2 separate regions of the Homo sapiens genome follow, and region 2 is linked to region 1. The links are chromatin contacts, found by Hi-C in ENCODE. All regions are on one chromosome and are shown on one strand. The core of a region is the stretch at or near the end of the contact, and the rest is flanking DNA. Distances in the headings are between cores, read along the strand shown.

Region 1 (7,676 bases), core at 2,567-5,066:
TAATCCAAGCTGCAGCTGCTGAAGGAAACTCATCCTCCCCAGCCACCAAGAATTCTCTGCTGACACTGATCAGAATGAGAAATTGGAAGCGATGTTTTTATCACTAATTTTTTTGAAATAACAAAAGTGAAATATATGTGTGTCTGGTTTTTAATTCATTTGAACTATACCATTTAAGAGTTTAAATTTGCTCTTTTATTACTGTTGAAGGATTTAATAATGGGCAGAGATTTATATAACAGTTTAGGACATCTAGTTTTGGCATACTATTATTGGGATGGCCTCATGTAGTCATTAAATATCATTGCAAAATTTCTAATAAGCTTGGACAATTTAGATGGATATCATTTGGATTGAGAAGAGAAAGGAGAGAGAATTTTCAGCTCTAGTATAGACTGACCTTTTTGGATATTTCCAAGAGAAAATGTTGTCTCTATCACCAGTGGTCCCAGGCAGAGCCACCAGAAGTCAGATATCAGTGGTAACCATCTGCTTTCTACAGACCTGATGATTAGGTTCCATAATATAAGAAAACAAGCACCTGGAGAATATTTTGGGGGCTGGGGGTAAGGACAGTTATTTGCTTTTTCTCAGTTTTCTGTAATGGGGTTTTCCCAAGGTTTCTCACCCTAGAAACGTGGAGTCAGTTACTTAATTGATAAGTTTGGGAGAGGAACTAAGTAGGCATAGCTCAGCCCTTTTTTGTTGTTGGAGTCTCACTCTGTCACCCAGGCTGGAGTGCAGTGGCGCAATCTCGGCTCACTGCAAAGCTCCGCCTCCAGGGTTCATGCCATTCTCCTGCCTCAGCCTCCCGAGTAGCTGGGACTACAGGCACCCGCCACCAAGCCCGGCTAATTTTTTTGTATTTTTAGTAGAGACAGGGTTTCACCGTGTTAGCCAGGATGGTCTCGATCTCCTGACCTCGTGATCCGCCCGCCTCAGCCTCCCAAAGTGCTGGGATTACAGGCCTGAGCCACCGCACCCGGCCAGCTCAGCCCTTTTCCCTCCACATTTCTGAGGGAGCCAGCTACCCTGAAAGTGTATACATGTTCCACCTAGCCTTTAGCTATAGCGGAGGCAGACTGTCACCCAGGAGATTCCAAGTTTACTCTGGCTGGGCCTGCAGTTTGTTATTAGGATGCCCATTATTGCCACATCCATAAGGCACATTCTCCAATATTAGTTTTTTATCAATCATAAGGAATAAAGGGATATGTTGATCTCTCTAATCTCCATCTATCTTGCCTCATACATACAGATAATGTTGGAGTGTGTGTGTGTGTGTGTGTGTGTGAGAGAGAGAGAGAGAGAGATCAGCTTAGACAGGGAAACCAAGGCTGTCGTTTATTGGGCTTGTTTAAGGGTGTACAAGGCAAAAGAAGAGGACTTCCTAACAATACTTAGTCCAGCGAGGTAATAAAAGCCTAGATCCAAGGTTTGAGAGCCATGGAGCTATACCAAAGGGAGCTACTGAAAAACATTGCTTCCCTCAATTTATCAAATGAGAAAATATGAGCAAAAAAGAACAGTTCCAAGTTTAGTATTTCCAATTTCACATCCACTGTGGTTTTAAGTTTATATAGTGGACCCCATGGAATTATTTGAGCATCTGAGCTTAAGAAGCCAAGAATACAATGTGCCTTAAAGCAGGAATTGAGTCATATAAAAGGCATGAAGAAATCAAAAGCAAAAGCACAGCTGTAGGGTGTTGGCAGTGACAATCTGTACACAACATTGGAAGATGAGCTACCTCTTCCTTTCTCCCCCATCATCACACATTCAGCATCTCTTGTCAGGCTGAAACATGCAGTATGGTCATTTGAAGGGAGCAATGTGTAGAATTAGAAGTCAGAGCGCTGGTGCAGGGTATTTCCCCAATAGTATTTAATGAATCTTATAAAGTCCATTTTCATGACCACATTGACAGACCATGGCAACAGTTTTGTTGGTCTTTATAATTTAGGGCATTTTTTTTGTATGTCACTCAACAATCCTCTGATATGAACAAAAGAGACACTATTCTTTCCTATAAGATAAAAACAAATAAAAAACTGAAGCTTGGATAAACCATATCTATGGTTTACCCAAGATAAAGTCATTAGCCAACAACTTAGGAACAGATCAGAACCAGAATGCTAACTGCCCCCCACCTTCCAATTCAATATTATTTTCTGTAATCTATGTTTTATACAGCTGGCAAATTAAAATAGAGGTATTTTCTCAGTAAAAATTCAGTCCAGGTTTGACAGTTCCCCTTCTAATCTACTGTATGGACTATTTAGCCAACTGTCCTGTGCTAGGAAAGTACTCCCCAGCATGGACAAGGATATAACCCCGTTTGATTTCATTTATATCCCAAAGTGGAGTTAAATAAACAGAAAGACATGATCTACATTAATGAAAAAAGATAGATGGAAATTTTTTGTGTGTTTTAGAGCCACTTAAATGTTGCCAGTCTCAAATTATCTGTACAAGATTTAAAGTATGGAGTTGAAAAACATAACAACAGTGAAAAAAATCGGAATATACTGACTCCTCCCCTTCTCCCACCACCAATAACTACCTAACTTACAAAACTGCTCCTAAAGATAATCATACAAACAAGCTATAAACGCTGAATTAACACCGAAAATTAAAGTAGGGTAAGACAGAGAATAAAAAGATACTCTCTGACATGACTTCTTAAAGTTGTAATTAGACATATGTGAGTGTGTGAAATACACACACCACACACACACACCCCATGCACCACCCCAGTGACCAAATTCTTGTTTAATCATCAAGTACAACCCAGACTTGATTAGTTACCTAGGGTAGAGGAAACTCAAAAGACTTGAGGAGCTAGACTCTTTCAGATAATTTTGTCTGAAACTTTTTAGTGTTCCTTTCACTAAGGGAAGACAAATCAGAAACCCTTTTCCCCAACTCTTATATTTTTGAAGTAATACGTAGTAGGACAAAAATCTCTCAGGAAGCTAACTCTTCTATCAGGGATCAAAAATGAGAACATCCAGGTTTTGTATAATTCACATCTATTACACAACTAGGATTCTTTATGTCTCCCATATATTTATTCCTCTCACTCAACTACTGACAATCTTCTTTCATCTCATTACCTCATGGTCAGCTGAAAAGACAATGGTTAATTTGCAGAAATATTTTGACTCGACCCATGCTGACTATGTTTCATCCTTAGATAATTGCCTCCACAAAGATGCACTTGCCATTGAGTATGAGCTATAGACTAAAGGCCGTTATTCATAATTGAGGTTGACGCTTAACACAACCTCTCACCAACATAACATTTACTTTACACTCAGAGTAACAAAAAGGAAGGTCACAGGCTTAGTTTACCTGCACCTCAGCCACCTGAATATATTTGTGACCTTTGATTCACTGAAACATTATTTTTCAGAGAGCAAAATCATACAAAATGATCTTCATTTTCACTAACCCTTATAATTAAAAACTACCAAAGACAGAATAATATCCTTATACCAAACTTAAAACAACAGAAGTCTAGCAAAAACACAGCACACGTATTAAAGCCAGCTTATATCTCATAAGAAAGTCATTTACCCTCACAATTTTGTTTAGTAAGAAATATTGACAATTTTTTCCTAATAGAATGGGTATGAACCTTTACTGAAATAAAAGACTAGGATTTTATTTGAATCAACTTTTGTAGCTTACCTAAGCTATTCCTATTTACTTCCTACATAAGCGAAAGAAAATGAATAAATTGTATCCGGATACTCACAGCAGAGATCTCAGTTCTAGTCCCTAACATCAGACGTCGCGGCTGCAGACTGAAAATGTTACTGTAAGGAAGTACTTGTATTTTTCTAGCAAAGTAGCACCCTCTAGTGGCTTTTCAAAAATATGAAGGAGTACACGCCAAACGTGACATAATTTGTTTACTATCAAATTATGCAGTGTCAAAACACTCAGGTGAGAACAAAACCTTGCCCTTGGCATAACGGGAAGCATATTCCAACCTTGTTCTGTGTTGTTCTAGGGAGGCAAAGATGGTTAATCATCCTATTGCACATCTACAGTGTGCCTCTGAGAAAAATATGCCCTTCCCTGATAATAGTTTATTATTTTTCCATTATTAGTATTATGGTGCTATTACTATCATTATTGCTATTAATATTAATAGAAAATTACCATTTACTGAGTATTTACTACATGCCAGAAAATGTATTCATTGTTTTACATTCTTTACCCCATTTAAAATTCACTATGAGTATATAACCTAGTCTTTATCCTCATCTGGTTTTATTGATTAAATAGTCGAGGCCCATATGTGTAGTATGAGTTGCCTAAGAGAATAAGAAAAACTAAGATTCAAACATATCTTTATAAATTTGCAAGAACTCTCACAAGCCTGATTTCAACAAGCAGAAATTATCAATAGTTTTTACATGTATCCAGCCTCAAAGTATAAATCCAAAGAAATAATTCAATAACAATGAAATTAACTGGAAAATTTTAGCTAACACTTAGTTAAAATTTTAATTTAAGTTTGGGTTATAAATACAACCATTTCCCATAGTAAGTAAAAGTTAAATACCGATTCTTAGACAGCAAGGCAATAGTCTCTAGGAAGCCAGTTTAGTTCCCCCTGGCTCAGTCATGGTATTTTATTAAAATCGAGAGAGGTATATTTGTTCAGGTAGGCATTCAACAGACATTCATTGAATGCCTCTAGGAACTCTAGTTTTGATTGCCAGTGATCCAAGACCTTTGCACAAAGCAAGTGCTGTGTGAATACCAAGGAAGACCCCTGAGCTAAAAAGTATATATTTTTTATGGCTTCAAAATGTATATATTCCATTTTAAATGTCATTTGTCTGATCCCAGCAAATAAACACTTTTGATATTTACATAAGGTTTGAAGGAACTTAGAGACACAAACAGAAAAGAATATTTATTAAGTATCTGCCAGGTGCTAGTTAGTAGTCTATGCCCTTTACATATATCACTATGGCAGAGACTGCTAACTGTTCACCAACCATTTCCTCTTCTTATTAAGCACATAGCCAGACTACATTTACAGCCAACATTGACTCAAGTATGACCATGTAACGGGATTCTAATCAGAATCCAGTACTGTGAGCAAAAGCAATGTGTACCACTTCCATGCATCGCCCATGACAAACCTCCCTTTCAGGATCTTTCATGTTCTTTTGCCCTTCTGGATGACTGGAATGGATATATCCCACAGGCAACCTTGGAAGCCACATACTGCAGACAGCAGAGCCACAAGATGGAAAGAGGCAGCTTCGTCTCTGAGTCACTGTTTGGAATAAATGTACCTGACAATTAAGAGCATCTGTTTTGTAGTTTAGGTAAGAAGTAAACTTCCATAAATTTTGAGTTATTATATAGTTTTGCATTTGACTATTGGTTACAACAATAAGAATTACATTAATGCGATGATCTCATTTAATCTTCACAGCAAACTTAATAAGTTTATTGTAGGCTTATCCCTCATTTCACAGATTAAAAAAGTGAGGTATAAATAGTTTAATAACTAGCCCAAGTATTCACAACTAGTGGAATTCAAAGCTTGATCAAACCCAGATCTACCTTACTCCAAAATACATGCTCTTTTCTCTTTCTTATGCCAACAGTCCATCCTGTTGCCTCTTTTTTCTAGCAATCTTGCCACCTCAGCCCCTCAAGTAGCTGGGACTACAGACATGTTGCCTGGCTAATTGTTTAAAAATTTTTTAGTGATGGGATCTCACTATATTGCCCAGGCTGATCTTGAACTGGCCTCAAGCAATCCTCCTGCTTTGGCCTGCCAAAGTGCTGGGATTACAGGTGTGAGCCATCATACACAGCCCCACTGCTTATGAAACTAGCATGTTCCTTTGTATTAGTCAACTAATACATTGCTATAACAAATGACCCCCAAATCTGAGCTGTCTATTTTTATTTATTATTTCTCATTAATGCCTGTCAGCCTCAATTCACATTAATTCACACTGAAAGTCTTCTTCATCCTGGTACCCAAACTGAAGCAGCAGCCCTTATTTTTATCACATGGCAGAGGAAGGAGAATAATGAGAGAACTACATGATGGTTCTTAAAGCTTCTATCAGAAAGTAGTCCATGTTACCTCCACTCACATTTCATTGGCCTAGCAAGTCATTTGACCAAATCTGATATCAACAGAGCCAGGAAGCATAATCCTCTTACAGAAGAGTGGAAAAATAATTTAGAAAAAGAGTATGTTCAACCATACCTTCACTCTTGGAAACTAAAAGTTAAGAGAAATGTTATGAGAAAGTTAGAAACAATTAAGAGAAAATAAGTTGTGATCAAACTATTAAAAAGAGTAAGAGAGGCAAAATATCAACGAGATGATATGTTCTCCTTTAATCACCAGCAAAAAAAAGTAATAAAGCTAAGAATTAAAAGATATGACACGAATCCAACTTACACACCTGAACAGAAGTTAGATTTCTGAGTCATCTCAATGGCTGCTTAAAACACACACACACACACACACACACACACACACACACATACACTCTCTTAGCTATTTTAAACTATATGTCGTAGACTAACTCAATGTCAACAAAGAGAATATGGTATTAAATACACAAAACAAGTAGCCAAAGATGTGTTTGGCAATTAAGAAATACCAATGAGAATGGGAAAATGAGATAAAAAGTACACAACTTTCCTTATAAAGCCACAGACAAGCACATATGAGTTCAGTTCTGGCAGATGACATTCGCTAGTCATTTCTTTATCTCACAGATCTAGACCTACTTCTTTTAAGTATGGTCAATCTGTCTCGGGTTATAAGTGGCTTTATTAAATCAGACATATTGATCCAAATCTTTCATCTCAAATCTTTAAAATATTTGATGCAATTTGCAGGCAATAATAGCCAGTCAAACACAGAAGAGGCATTGTCTAATTCTGATTAACTCATCTCTGTTGCCTTATAAAACAAGTTGATCTGAGCATCACTATCTTCTCTGAAATCATCTTGCTTATTCTAGTTGCACTGAACAGTTGATAAATGGATGAGTGAATGAACAAAACGAAAATTCTCCACTTCCCAGCATTTTTTACTTATATACTTAATACTTAGGAAGTTCTAAAGTGAAACTCAGTGTCATACGTTCTTTCAAACACAGTAAAGAAATTCATGACACCTATATCGTGAAAACATTAGTGAGCCAGAACTAAACATTAATTTCTAATAAATGGATAGAAATAAGCAATAAATCAACAATTGAACAGTCAAATTGCTGAATTGTCAAATACGGCAATCATTTGTGGAACACCTATGGATTAGGTGCAATTATATTTTTAATGTGTATACTCACCGTCAGACTGAAGCATCCTGAAAGCAAAGCCCATGTCTGTTTCACTTTACATATTCTTAGGACTTAGCCTAGAAGCTACCACCAGAAAGAGCTCAATGACTGCTGAACAGGATAAATGAATGTAAGAATGGCTCTATGACTACTGATTTCACATAATTTACCTTTGTTAGTCTTCAGAATGTCTCTGGAGAAGGGTTTCTTGATCCCAATTTTAGTAATGAAGGAACTGAGGCTAGAGGAGTAAGATGAGTTGACTAAGTTTTCATAACTAATAAGCAGAATCAAAGTGAAAAAAATAGTAGGTAAATATATAGTTTTTTG
Region 2 (7,676 bases), core at 3,798-6,297, 410 kb before region 1:
TGTTCATACACACAGACAGACACACGTACACACACACACACAAATTCACATAAAACTAAGTGTACTGAGAATGAGCAATACCTTTAGAACTCATGGAGTGCCTACTCTGTAGAAGACACAGTGCAAATCCAGTGTCTTTCCTTGATTACTATCATAGTAATCACATCGCTTTCCTTGATTACTATCATAGCCTTCTATTTAATCTAATCTCTGATTTCATTCCTAGCACAGTGATATGATGGATTCTTTCCATAGCATTAGCATTTTCTTTTAGAAAGCAAATCAAGTCATGTTACCACCATTCTAAAACTATCTAATAGTTAAACACTTCCACTCAGAGTTAAATCCAAATTCTTTGTCACGGCCTATATGGCCCCTAACAATCCCTGCCTACCTTTCCTTGAACACTTCCCTCACATCTTTGAACAGCTAATTTCTCACCATTCAATTCTCAGTTCAATTCTCAGTTCAAATGTTGCCTTATTATAGATGCCCGCCTCGGCCTCCCTTACTAGAACCATCCTTCATCCCTCACCACATTCTATCATATTTCCTTATTTTATTTTTTCCACAGCACACGAGAATCCCTTTTGTATTCGGTTTTCCTTGTCATTTCTCTGTCTCCCCTTTGGCACATGAGCACCTTGAGGATGGAGGCCTTCTAACCAGTGTATTGAGCAGAGGTAGCAGAGAGTGGCCATTAAATACACAGTTACGTGTCGAATGCATGAACACCTCCTAAGGCATAAAACTACCAAAAAGCATAAAACTATAAAATGGTAAAAAAATATACCAGATAGCTAAAGATTCATACAAGAGCTAGGATGCAGAGAAGGACATATAGAAGGTTTTGCAAACATGTGCATTTACCAAAAACTACATAACGAAAAATATTTAAATAATTAGATCTTAGTGACTTACAATAAGGGGAAAAAGTAACTGCTAACTAAAGAAAACAGATGAGTTTTCTCAGTTCACTTTCTGTCCCCTCACTCTCCACCATACCACCTTTTTCTTGAAGAATAAATCAAAATGTGGTGCCGACAAGGGAATCAATCCTCTAGGTCCAAAATAACAAAGGATGTAATAGAGATTGTTTTAGCTCTGATACAAATTCCAGGAGCCTAAATATGTTTATGGGAAGCAATTGGATTTCTTAAAGTAGCTGGAAGGGCTTAGGACTTTCACCTGTGGTTTTCCCACTGCCTGGACATCATGGTTAACTTCTATTTATCCTTCAGGTCTTCTACAAAGGCTTCCCTGGTGCCACCACCACCCCGCTCTGAAAGTTCCCCTTGCATGATACCATCCTGGACATGACCCTTATCACATGTAGACCTTGTTTTTATTACTTCTCAGTGTTCTACACCACAATAGACTCCCTGGAACCCATCAGATGAACTAGAATATAGTGAATGCTCAAATAATTGTTAAATAAATGGCAAACTGATGAATAAGTGAATGAATGCTTCAATCCATCTTTGTGTTTCAGTCAGTCTTTGGGGTCTACATTAAAATTGACACCAAAGCCCTCAAAGATCCTGAGTACTGTACAAAAATCATAAAACATTTGCCGTTGTTACTAGACACAAATGCAAGGACATCATGACCAATTCTCTCTTTTAAACCTAACCCAAATTTAGTGGCTTAAAGCTAAACTGAACTTCAAAAATGATTGAACCAAGTGGATTGCCATTTGTCTCACTGGATGCTACTCTTAATCATGATTTGAGTTAAAAATAAACATTTCTTCTTGAAAATGAAAAGTATAACCATGAAAAGAACAATGGGAATTAAATGAAGCACAACAGCCACGAATATAAAGTCAAAAATAGTCACCAGAAGGGCATACCTGGGGGAACTTACGTACAGTTATTTTCATGAAGAAACACTACAAAATCCTGTTGCTTGATTAAATTGTTCAAAACATCACAGAATAGACAATAGCAAAAAATGATGTGTATATTGGGATGGATCAGGAACATCAATCTCCATATTATATTTTAAGCTTCAACGTTTCCGTATTCATTTGCTAAGAAATCAAAATGACTTACTGAAATGAACCATAAAAAAGGAAATTTCTCCTAAGAATTTAGCTTTTGTTGTCTACTTAATGCCTCATACATTGTAGAGAGAATCTTTTCCCTCTTAAGATGGCTTTAATTCAACTAGAGAGAAAATTATATATATTAATTTTAATATATGTATAATACTTTAATATATACTTAGAACTGCCCTTCACCACCACAGTGATATCTGAAGGACAAATAAAAAAGACAACCACTGGAATTCCCCATGCTGATAACCTGAGTAGAAACAAAAATCAAATCAAAACATATACTTTACCATTGATTGGGATTAAGAAAGAACTGCTGCTTGTGAAGCCCAAGGCAGACATTATTAATTAATCACCTGTGTTCACCCCCAGATGCCATCTCAATCCAGTACTCTAGGCAGTCACAACCAACCAATCATATATGGAAAGGTAAGAAAGACTCTTTGCTAATTCAATTCTGTAGACAAACTAAGAACTGAAGATATCCCTTAAATATCAAATAGAAACTCCAGTGCTTTTCCAAAAGCAATGGCATCTGAAACGGGAAAAGATGAGAAATTCAACTTATTTTAATGGAAAGTGAAGACGGCAACTATCATTTCATCATATGGCCACAGAGAAACAAAGAAAACAAGCCTGAAGCAGGGAAGATGAAAAGAAGTTGGATGTCTCTTATTTTATATTTATTAATTGAATCTGTGACTAGACCCCTCAAAATAGGATCAGAAACATGATGTTATAAACATCTCAATTTTTAAGCTTTTGTGTGTACTCCACTCCCTCACCCATAGTTTATTAATATGATTTTGTTTTGAAAAACTGTCACAAAGAAAAGAAATTTGGGGAGGCCCAGAAGGCTTCTGAAGATGTTGGTCCAAATATACAAAATGCCAATTAGACAGGAGGAAAATGTTCAAGAGGTCTATTGTATAACATGACTATAACAATGTATTGTGTTCTTAAACATTGCTAAGAGTAGATCTCAAGTGTTCTCATCACAAAAAATAAGGATGTGAGGTAATGTTTATGTTAATTTGTTCAATTTAGCCATTCCAGAATGTATGTGTATTTCCAAACATGATGTTGTACATGACCAATGTATATAATGTTTATTTGTCAATTAAAATGAACTCATTTATTAATTTTTAAGAGGTTTTCCACACCTAAATCTGAAAAGTAATAGGATTATAATACCCAAGGGATGGGAGAGCAATGGCAGTAATGAAGGAGAGCTTTATGCACATAGCAGAGAGAATTGAGAGAGGAAAGCTGAAGCCCGTATGACACTGAGAAAGTCAGCTGGGTCCTTTCCTCATTATGGGGAAATAACTGCTGTGCCTATAATTTATAGAGCCCCTCCAGCACTTTCCCTGATGTCTATAATTTTTAAGCTAAGATGAAAGCTTTCCTGAAACACTACTTTTAATATCAGGTTCCTTTAGTGAGTCTGACCTAGGAGAATCAAATGTTGTTGATTGCATTATCATTTCAAGCCCCTCAGTGGGGCCAGCTATTTATTCAACTACACTTCAAAGAAAATATTTTACAAGTGGGTAACTTTGATGGAGATAGTCATTTGTCTACAATGAACTCTCCAATTTTCTCCTTCAAATGAAAACCCCGAGGTACTTAATGATTTCCAATAAGGACCACTCATTTTTGTCAATTAATCCTGTGGGTGGAACATCGTCAGGCTTGCTCTAAAGCCTAGCAAAATGATTAGGCTTTCTAAGTATATAAATCTTGTGCTAATCACTAAACCACAGTTGCTCTCCCAGTGGTTTCTTATATGGAGGTATGGACAACACAACTTTTTTTTTTTTAGAATCTGAGGAAGGTAGGGAAAAACTTTTGTCAAAGTGAAAATAATAGCATCATTCATATTATGGTAGACTTTGATGTGTTAAACTGTGATCTTTGATGAAGTACTGCTATTCACATATAATTTGAACATATTTTAGCACTTCAAAATATCTGATTATTTCACACTTTAGTTTTAGATATGCTAAACAGAAATGTAGCTTTACTGCACCTGAATACATTTAATTAGCAGTTTAGAGAAAGAGAAATAAATCTTCTACATAAAACATAATTTTTTAAAATTAAGAAGTTTGGTGGCACATATGTTATTTGAAGTATCCAAGAGCCTGTCTCTGAGGACTCCCCTCTCCCTCATCCCATGTTTTTCTCGTTGATGCCACCATCCCTTTGCTAAAGGGATGGGCTTGAACTTAGTTGCTCATAGAACCTGAGCTCCCTAGCAACAGTGACTGGCCCAGGAAATGGACATGTGACTCAGACAGTGCCAAGTAGAGTCTTCCCTTAGGATAGGGAAGACACTGAAAGGATGAGCATCTGAGGTTGGCGGCATTCATCTTCCCTTTTAGCAAAGCCATTTGTAAAATGACGCTATGCAGAGACAAGCTGGTGTGAGAGAGGAATGGAGAGAGAACCCAAATACATTTGTAACCTGAGGAAAGGGAATGATTCACTTAGAAAGGATAAAGTAATAGCATAAAAATTATAATGTACACTTCATTAAAGATAAAAAATATGTGCTCATCAAAAGACATCACTAAGAATATGTAGTCTTCTGTGACCAGAGGAATTGGGAGATCCACAGGGAAAATGCCAGGATACCTGGAAGCTAGGAAATGATTACAGAAATATTTCTACATGGAGGCCAAGATGGCTGACTAGCAGCAGCCAGTGTGCACTGCTTTCACGGAGAGAATAAAGAGTGGTGGGTTGACACTAGCTCTTCAACCGGAACATCCAGGTGAACACATTGGGATTCATCAGGGAAACAGCATGACCCACAGAGAACAGAGAAGAGTGAGACAGGAAAACTGCCCACCTGGAGTGGCCCAGAGCCAGGGGAGTCACCACACTGGGGAAACAGTGAGTAAGTGAGAGTCCTCAGGGACCCACACTTCTACCACTTCTGCTCAGGAAATCCCCGCAAACTCCCCTGCTGCGGCCTCCAGACCAACACAGAGAACTACGTGGGAGTCTGGGCAGAGCCCTGCTCAAGCACACATGGAGTCCTGGGAGCCTTGGATCCTCAGGCACCCTGGCACCAGTGGCTGCAGGTCCAGCAATGGGGAAGGTCAGCCTCCCTCACATGCCTGCAGGAAAGGAACCAAATCCACAGCTGAGCAGTGATGGACTGCAAGCCATGCCTCCACTGCACCTTGCAGGATAAGGCCCATTGGCCTGGGGTGCTGGTGAGGCCACCCCAGCCCCACCTGAGTTCTTGGGCAGGGAGCAGCTCTGCAATTCCCTGGGACAGAGCTCCCAGAGGGAGAGGTAGCCTGCCATTTTTGTTTCTCTGCAACCCACCCTCCTGTTGCTCTCAGGCTCCAGAGGGTGTGCAGTGACTCGGGACTCTCCCAGACCCCCGGCAGAGCTGCCTTATGGAAAAGGGACAAGACTGTGTTCCACATAGGTCTCCACCTCTGCTACTGCTCACTGGGCAGGGCCTCCAAACCTGGGACTTTAGTGACCCCCTCCTGGGCTCTCAGAATGGTAGCAGCTCTACACTTTCCTGGGATAGAGCTCCTAGAGGGAGGCAGGGCACCATTTTTGCTGTCCTGCAGCCCTTGCTCCTATTGCCCTCAGGCTCAGGAGGGAGTGGAGTGGTTGGAGACCTATGGAGATGCCCAGCACAGTGCAGCCACCTTACAGAAAAGCAGCCAGACTGTTTTCCACATGCGTCCCCACCTCCCCTACCCTTCACTCGGCAGTGCCTGTTGACCTGGGCCCCCAATATGATTAACCTGCCCCCACCTGAACACTTTAGTCAGTGGTGGCTCTGCATTTCTCTGAGGAGGAAACCCCAGAGACAACCCAGAGCATGTATGACATTGCAGTTGCAGCAGTACTGCCCTGACTGTCCTCGGGCTGGGGAAGGAACAAAGGGCCTGGTTGCTATGCTGAAACCTCCAGCAAGCTGCAGCTATCATATGGAGAGGAGCCCAGTCTCTTTCCAGCGAGCTCCCACACCCCACTCTTCACCAGGCAGGGGTCTTGCCTCAAGATCACTGAAGAGCTCCTCCACCCGCAACTGAGAATTCCCATTGCTAATGGCTTTGTGTTTCCCTGGGGAGGTGATCCCAGAGGCAACCAACAGCCTCTCTGTACCTGATGCCCTCAGTCTGGGGAAGAAATAAAGAACCTGAGGGTTTTACTCATACTTCTAGCACACCACAGTTATTATATAGAGAGAAGCTCAGGCTCTCCTCTCTGTGAGCCCTCAAACCCCCACTCTTCACCCAGTCGGGCCCCAAGCTTGGGCCAGCAGTTGCAGTCACCCCCACCCACCAGCTGAACATTCCCAGTAGCAGTTGCTCTGTGTTTCTCTTGAGATGAAGCTTCCAGAGGCAACCAAAAGCCCCTCTGCCACTGCCATTGCAGTGGTACTGTCCTTGCTGCCCTCAGACTGGAAAAGGAGCAAAGACTCTCAGTGATTTAACCACACCTCCTTTAGGACAGCCACTGCTGTCCTAAAAAGAAGAAGCCAGTCAGTTTCCCCCCATGAGCCACCTGGCCTCTCTGCTCATCAATATGCAGGGCCCCCTGGCTTGAGTCCACAATGCAGCCACCCCACCCCAGGCTGATAGCCCCAACTGGGAGTGGCTCTGCCATTTTCTGATATGGAAACCTGAGAGACAAGTGAAAGGCCCTCTTCCACATGTCCCTACCCATGGCAAGGTCCCTTCTCCTGCTGCCTCCCAGCTAGAAAGGAACATAAAGCCTGAGCTCACCCAGGGCTGCAGTGTGCAGCCAAGAAGTGCCAAGCCAAGAGCTATAGCCAGGACTTGAGTGGGAGAGGATTCCACACTCTTAGAGCACAGAGAGGGAGCATATCGCAGTCATGAGGAAATACAAAGCAGTGAAGTGACTAAGCAAGAGCCTACCTACTGGTCATTATGCTTAAGCACCACCTACTTGATCACAACCCAAACTTCAACAACAAAAATACTTTGCTAATATAGGCCACCTTCTGCCCACACTGTGAAACCAAGGACAAGAACTCAGCCACAAATAAAGTTCCTGCACAAAGCCTCAACCCTCCAAAAACATCCTGAAAAGAAGTCAACTGACTGTACTCAAACTAAAGCACATGGTGGGGTGTGGCAGCTGCATTGAATCACCCCACACAGATGAGAAAGAACCAGCACAAGAACTCTGGCAACTCAAAAAGCCAGAGTGTCTGATTTCCTCAACAACTGCACTAGTTTCACAGCAGGAATTCTTAACCAGGATGAAAAGACTGAAATGAAAGAAATACAAATCAGAATATGGATAGGAACGAAGAGCATCAAGATTCAGGAGAAAGTCAAAACCCAATCCAAGAATTCTAAGGATTACAATAAAATATGATACAGGAGCAGTTAGATGAAATAGCCACTATAAGAAAGAACTGGCTGGGTGCGGTGGCTCATGCCTGTAATCCCAACACTTTGGGAGGCTGAGGTGGGCAGATCACGAGGTCAGGAGATTGAGAACATCCTGGCTAACACAGTGAAACCCCATCTCTACTAAAAATACAAAAAAAAAAAAAAAATCAGCTGGGCGTGATAGCGGGCACCTGTAGTCCCAGCTACTCAGGAGGCTG

What was found. A loop is a pair of places that touch in the nucleus more often than their neighbours do. Pooled maps may share reads with other maps.
Region 2: a map of left cardiac atrium shows a loop between it and region 1 (3-fold over the local background). The contact joins two enhancer-like sites. A Hi-C loop is called at or near these places in 2 of 168 maps with a recorded cell type or tissue (OCI-LY7 and left cardiac atrium) and 3 of 50 pooled maps.

The regions. Positions count from the first base shown.
Region 1 is chr4:85,143,856-85,151,531 of GRCh38, reverse strand. No RefSeq gene overlaps it. Among named protein-coding and RNA genes, the nearest start is that of WDFY3, 180 kb to the right of the region's middle. Within about 2 kb of position 3,816, at least 2 of the 41 ENCODE cell types and tissues checked have a DNase peak (open chromatin) inside an H3K27ac peak, as active enhancers do.
Region 2 is chr4:85,554,787-85,562,462 of GRCh38, reverse strand. The region is part of intron 1 of ARHGAP24 (Rho GTPase activating protein 24); the gene reads right to left. Among named protein-coding and RNA genes, the nearest start is that of ARHGAP24, 83 kb to the right of the region's middle. RefSeq lists enhancers at 4,748-5,147, 7,200-7,249. Within about 2 kb of position 5,047, at least 2 of the 41 ENCODE cell types and tissues checked have a DNase peak (open chromatin) inside an H3K27ac peak, as active enhancers do.